2 separate regions of the Homo sapiens genome follow, and region 2 is linked to region 1. Evidence: chromatin contacts called from ENCODE POLR2A ChIA-PET data. All regions are on one chromosome and are shown on one strand. Each heading gives the region's core, a stretch centred on a gene start or an enhancer-like site at or near the end of the contact. The rest is flanking DNA. Distances are from core to core; before and after follow the strand shown. Region 1 holds the start of OCM (oncomodulin). Region 2 overlaps RAC1 (Rac family small GTPase 1).

The links. ChIA-PET counts read pairs that join two places held with the same protein, here RNA polymerase II (POLR2A).
Region 2: POLR2A ChIA-PET joins it to region 1 with 14 read pairs in IMR-90. The contact joins the enhancer-like site here to the promoter of OCM in region 1. POLR2A ChIA-PET finds 5 or more read pairs at or near these places in 3 of 52 experiments (AG04450, IMR-90 and T-cell).

The regions. Positions count from the first base shown.
Region 1 is chr7:5,879,548-5,882,679 of GRCh38, forward strand. OCM (oncomodulin) reads left to right here and starts at 1,251. Exons shown (of 4, transcript NM_001097622.2): 1 at 1,251-1,403; 2 at 2,946-3,078. The coding sequence starts at 1,343.
Region 2 is chr7:6,392,246-6,395,287 of GRCh38, forward strand. All of the region lies in intron 3 of RAC1 (Rac family small GTPase 1), which reads left to right. Among named protein-coding and RNA genes, the nearest start is that of RAC1, 19 kb to the left of the region's middle. RefSeq lists an enhancer at 1,072-1,321. Within about 2 kb of position 1,251, at least 30 of the 41 ENCODE cell types and tissues checked have a DNase peak (open chromatin) inside an H3K27ac peak, as active enhancers do; they include IMR-90, where a contact is called at or near this core.

The DNA.
Region 1 (3,132 bases), core at 1-2,500:
TTCAGCTTACAGAGCACCCTGTATGTGTTTGTCTTAGTTCAGGCCACCATCTCCACCTTACCAGGCATCTAGAACCTTCTCCACACTTTGCCAACAGGGTTCGTTTGCAGAATTGAAATCTTAGTTAAGGTTTGTTGAAGTTTGTTGTTGTTTTTTTTTTTTTTTTACAATTGGCTGTTCCCACCCACATTCCCTTGAGACATAAATAGAAAAAAAAAAAAAAAGAGGTTTCATGAGTAAGACAAGACATTTGAGCTGCATCCACTTGATCCTTGAAAAGGAAATCTAAGAGGTTGTAACTATCACTTTTTCTAGCCTATATAAGGTAGGTCAGTAAGGTAGCAAAAACACATCTGTTGTTTTGCTCCTTCAACTCTTTTTCCTGATTCTTCCTGGGGGGAAACCGAAAACGGTGAGTAACTGGTGGACACATCAGACCCCAGACTCTTTTCTTCACTGCATGCATTCATATTAGGCTCAGGTGCTTAGACTCCTGTTTTCCGGTGGCTCTGACACCTGGAAGGATTTTAATCTCTGGGAGATGGGCTTTTCATCCATCTGCTTCCCACCTTTCAGGACAGGTGCATGCCTTCTTCCACAGAATGTCTGCAAGCAGCCCAAACTGTATCCTTTCCCACGTGGAATTTGCAACATTGCATCTCTCGGGCTGCTGTAGGAAAATGCCAGTGCATGTGTAACATGGTTTACGGCTGCCTATGCAAATGACTGATTATGTCAGTATAATTTTTATAAGAAAACAATTGAATCCTTCTTTGGGTCATTTTTTTTTTCCATTTTTGGCATGTATTCAAAAGAAGGCTCTGAGACAAAAAAGGCTGGGGTGTTTTCCGTATCTGGTTTTAATTTGGATATTCTGTCCCGTCACTTAATACAAAACCATGCTTATCACATTTTAAAAATTCTAGACAGGCCTGGCTCGGTGGCTTGCATCTGTCATCCCAGCACTTTGTGAGGCCAAGGCAGGCAGATCACCTGAGGTCAGGAGCTCAAGACCAGCCTGGCCAACATGGCAAAACCCCGTCTCTACTAAAAACACAAAAATTAGCCAGGCATGGTAGTGCGCACCTGTAATCCCAGCTACTGGGAAGGCTTAGGCAGGAGAATCACTTGAGCCCAGGAGGCGGAGGTTGCGGTGAGCCGAGATCACGCTCTTGCACTCCAGCCTGGGTGACAGAGTGAGACTCCGTCTTAATTTAAAAAAAAAAATAATCTAGACACACATACAGTTTCAGTGGGCCTGGGAAGATGTGTTTCCCCTGGATGTGCACATTCCTGTTTGTGGCTTATCGCCTCTCATTTATTCTGTGTGAGTAGGTAGAAAATGAGCATCACGGACGTGCTCAGTGCTGACGACATTGCAGCAGCGCTCCAGGAATGCCGAGGTAGAGGGGACGTGAGGCGGGGGTGGGATTTCCTCACAGCTTTGCACCTCCAGCGAGTCAACACAAAATCAAAATGTAGGCCAGGCGGCCAGACGCAGTGGCTCACACCTGTAATCCCAGCACTTTGGGAGGCCGAGGCGGGTGGATCACGAGGTCAGGAGTTCGAGACCAGCCTGGCCAAGATGGTGAAACCCCATCTCTACTAAAAATACAAAAAAATTAACCGGGCGTGGTGGTGGGTGCCTGTAATCCCAGCTACTCGGGAGGCTGAGGCAGAGAATTGCTTGAACCCGGGAGGCAGAAGTTGCAGTGAGCTGAGATCATGCCACTGCACTCCAGCCTGGGCAACAGAGCAAGACTCTGTCTACAAAAAAAAAAAAAAAAAGTAGACCAGGCATGGTGGCTCACATCTGTAATCCCAACACTTTTTGGAGGCCAAGGTGAGAGGACTGTTTGAGCCCAGGAGTTTGAGACCAGCCTGGGCAACATAGGAAGACTCCATCTCTACAACATAACAATAAAAATAAAAACTAGCGGGGCATGGTGGCATGTGCCTGTGGTCCCAGCTACTCTGGAAACTAAGGTAGGAGGATCACTGAAGCCCAGGAGGTTGAGGCTGTGGTGAGCTATGATCGCTACACTGCACTCCAGCTTGGACGACAGAGTGAGACTCTGGCTCTAAATAAATAAATAAATAAATAAATAAGAGGTTGGCTGGAAAATTCATGGAATCAGAGAAGAAAACTGCTATTTATTAGATAACTAAAATTATAGAGATCTGGGATCTGAGCACACGATTACACATCTGTAAGACAAAAGAAACCTACTAAACATGAAAGCAAGACATCACTGAAAGGCCAGGTGTCGTGCTCACACCTGTAATCCCAACACTTTGGGAGGCCGAGGCCGGTGCATCACTTGAGGTCAGGAGTTCAAGACCAACCTGGCCAGCATGGCAAAACCCTGTCTCTATTAAAAATACAAAAATGAGCTGGGCATGGGGGTGCACACCTGTAATCTCAGCTACTTGGGAGGCTGAAGCAGGAGAATCAGTTGAACCCGGGAGGCAGAGGTTGCAGTGAGCCGAGATCACGCCACTGCACTCCAGCCTGGTGACAGAGTGAGACTCTGTCTCAAAAAAAAAAAAAAAAAAAAAAAAAAAAAAAAAAGCGCCAAAGGCCATTTAGCCTGTTGAAATCCAGTGATTGCATTTCCCCCTACCAATTAGACCAGGGATGCTGGGGGCTCAGCCACACAGCCTGTAAAGTGGGCCAGGGGGAGGGGGAGGCACAGAAGAGATGAGGAGGGAAAAGGAAAATGGACAAAACCAAGTGGAGGAGGGAAGACTGGGGCGGAGGGGACATGGGATGCCATCACAGAGCCATCAAGTCTTGGCTGTCCCAAAATCTTGGACCAGTTGAGCATCCCCGTAGCTCAGGGATATTGTTGAAGTGTTTTTAATTATCTGTGTTTTTAGTACCTTGGCCCCAACATAGAATGTGATCCAACAAGCGTCAGAATAACCAATTCTCTGTTCTTCAGACCCAGACACTTTTGAACCCCAAAAATTCTTCCAGACATCAGGCCTCTCCAAGATGTCAGCCAATCAGGTGAAGGATGTTTTCCGGTTCATAGACAACGACCAGAGCGGGTACCTGGATGAAGAAGAGCTTAAGTAAGCTTTGTCCTGAGTCTGTCTGGTACCCGGCACTGCTGAGTGGGCCTGGGG
Region 2 (3,042 bases), core at 1-2,500, 510 kb after region 1:
CATTGTTGGGCATTTTACAGTCTTCCATTTAGCTTTAGAATAACCGTATGAAAGAGCTACTTTTTGTTTTTGCAAACCAGTTTTTAACACCAATTAGTTTGAAGGCAGGTTTGCTGTGTGACATTTTTGTACCACAGAATCAAATTAGGCAGTTAAGATTCAGGTTTCTTTAAACCAAGTTAGTAACTAATCTCACAGGTTTAATACATTTTTTCCCACAAAATACATAATTTGTATGGATTTTGTGAACCATACAATAGAACCTAAATTTATTCAATGTAGATTGAAGTTTTGGTTTTGTAAAATGTATCCACTGTGTCTAATCAGAAAAAAAAGTTTACTTTTGCTTCTGTATCAGACAACTAAGTGATTTATTTACCAAAGCTAATTAGAGCAGTAGCTGGTGAAAATGGGTACTTAGAAGACATTGTTGTCATTAAAAGTTACTTTTCTTTAAGCAGCGGTTTTACTTGTGTATCATTTGCTTATCTTGTTACATGTTTGTTCTTCATTTTTAAAAGTATCTTTGGAAGCAAAAGTTAAATATGCTTGAGATTCCTTGGGTTGATAACCTGTGTGCATGTCCTAGCTCTGTGACTTCAGGCAGGCTTCATCCTCTCTCCAGTCTTTGCCTGTTTCCTTGTAGGGTGAGATGAGTACGTGTCACGCACGCATAACAGTCCTGGGCACATAGCACACACTGTGGGGCCAGCCGCTGTCAGAATTCTCCTGTTCCTCAGTGTGCGGGTGGGTCGGCCTAAAGAGTGCTGCTTTCCACGTTGTGCCCAAATGAGTGGAAGTTGTGTGGTGCTCAGCACACCTGGGTTGGCCGGAGGGATTGGGGTTGGGGTTGGGTTGAGGTCAGGAAGACATCCTAGAGAAAGGCTGGCTTTGAGCCCTGATTGATGATGAGGCAGCCTGTGATTGATTCAACCAGTACTTCGTTGTAGGGGGTAATATGGGTGAAATAACTTAGTGGTTAAGTCTGCTGTATTAAAAATCAGTCTATAATCCCCAGACAATTCAAATTCTTCAGTATCTTAGGAAACTCTTCTATACCCAGTGGATGTTTAATAATTCAGATTGTAAATGGATTTAAAAACATACTGGCTGGTAGAGTAGGAGACTTCAGCCCACTGGACACATGTGGAAGGGTGTGGTGTCATTCTGAGAAACAAGAGCCACCCTGCTGTGACTCAGGGGGTACCGGGCAGGGTGAGGCCTCTCTAAGGAAGGCCTCACAGTAAGTCAAGGGTGACTTGGCAGGAGTCCCACTTTGTGTTCTGAGGAACACACAGATAAGGAAAGAGAACTCTCCTCAGCTTGAACAAAGCTGTAGAGTGTGACGCCTGGTATCAAAGTAGGTGTTGTCCTCATAGGGCTAGAACTTAAACTTCATGTTTCCTCTGTGTGAGACTGTGGACTGCTTTCCTATAAAATATTTGAGGAGCAAGGAGGGAGTGGGACATGGTTCTTGCCCTCAGGTAGTTCACAGAAAAGTCCCATAAACTGTGTAAGACACCCTGTGCTAGCAAGGGGGTGAGCCGGGCGCTTAAGGAGCAAGAGGGGCGAGCACCCACCCAGCAGTGGAAGCATTCCTGTCTGGACTCCTTCAGAGATAAGGAAATTATCTTGACAACTCAGGGGCAGGCCACAGATGCTCAGATACCAGTGTCTGGAAGGTCTCATCCCTTTGAGCCACACTGTCCTAAGAAGAACTGGATCTGGTAGTAACATGCTGGCACCTGGGTCTCTTGTTGATAAAGGGGAAACCTCTAAATTTTGTACTACATGGAATGTGGTCCCTGATTGCTGGCTCTGTGGTCTGCAGACCTGTTGATGTAGCTCATCCAAGACTGCTTAGACACTCTCCTGAAGGACCAGTTGGAAGATTTCTTATCTAGGGTGTCCTAAAAAGAGATGTTACATTTCTTGTGGTCATTTAACATTGGCATCCTCTCTATTGGGCAGCTCTGTCGGGCTAAGTCTGTTCAGACCATTCATTTCTTCTTCGTTCTCCAAAAGATGGTGAGCAGGTAGTCGCCATTCTTAGTTGAAATTGCCCTTCAGGTTTTTATTTCCCGAATTACGTAATCCTTACATTATTTTCTCTTGAAAATCTTTGCTAAGTTCTGCATACTCATCTTCAGTTGCTATGCACAGAATCAAGTCTTGTCAGAGTAACGCTCAAGTCCAGCATCTTCCCTTGTGTAGATCACCTGTATTTATTTGCCTGCTTGTACCAGCATTGGTGGTGTGAGTGGGAGCCTAAGTGACCTGTCAGTGTCACAGCGAGTCCTGAGCCCTGTGTGTGTCCTGAGACTCAGGCTGTGCAGCGGGTTCGCTGAGATGCTGAGCCTCCATGTTGGGGTCAGCCAGGACCCCAGTGCGTCATGCCAGTTGTTTCATTTTCTCTCTAGGCTAAAAGTTGTTGTTGTTGTTGTTGTTGTTTGAGACAGAGTTTCGCTCTTGTTGCCCAGGCTGGAGTGCAATGGTGTGATCTTGGCTCACTGCAACCTCCGCTTCCCAGGTTCAAGTGACTTTCCCGCCCTAGTCTCTCAAGTAGCTGGGACTACAGGCATGTGCTACCATGCCTGGCTAATTTTGTTTTGTATTTTATTTTTTTTGAGACGGAGTCTTGCTCTGTCGCCCAGGCTGGAGTGCAATGGTGCGATCTTGGCTCACTGCAAGCTTCACCTCCTGGGTTCACGCCATTCTCCTGCCTCAGCCTCCCAAGTAGCTGGGACTACAGGCGCCCGCCACCACACCTGACTAATTTTTTATATTTTTAGTAGAGACGGGGTTTCACCATGTTAGCCAGGATGGTCTTGATCTCCTGAGCTTGTGATCCGCCCGCCTTGGCCTCCCCAAGTGCTGGGATTACAAATTTTGTATTTTTAGTAGAGACGGGGGTTTCTCCACTTTGGTCAGGCTGGTCTCCAACTCCTGACCTCAGGTGATCCGCCTGCCTCTGCCTCCCAAAGTGCTGGGATTACAGGCGTGAGCCACTACGCCTGGCCAGTGCTAGAGGTTTTAAAGTGG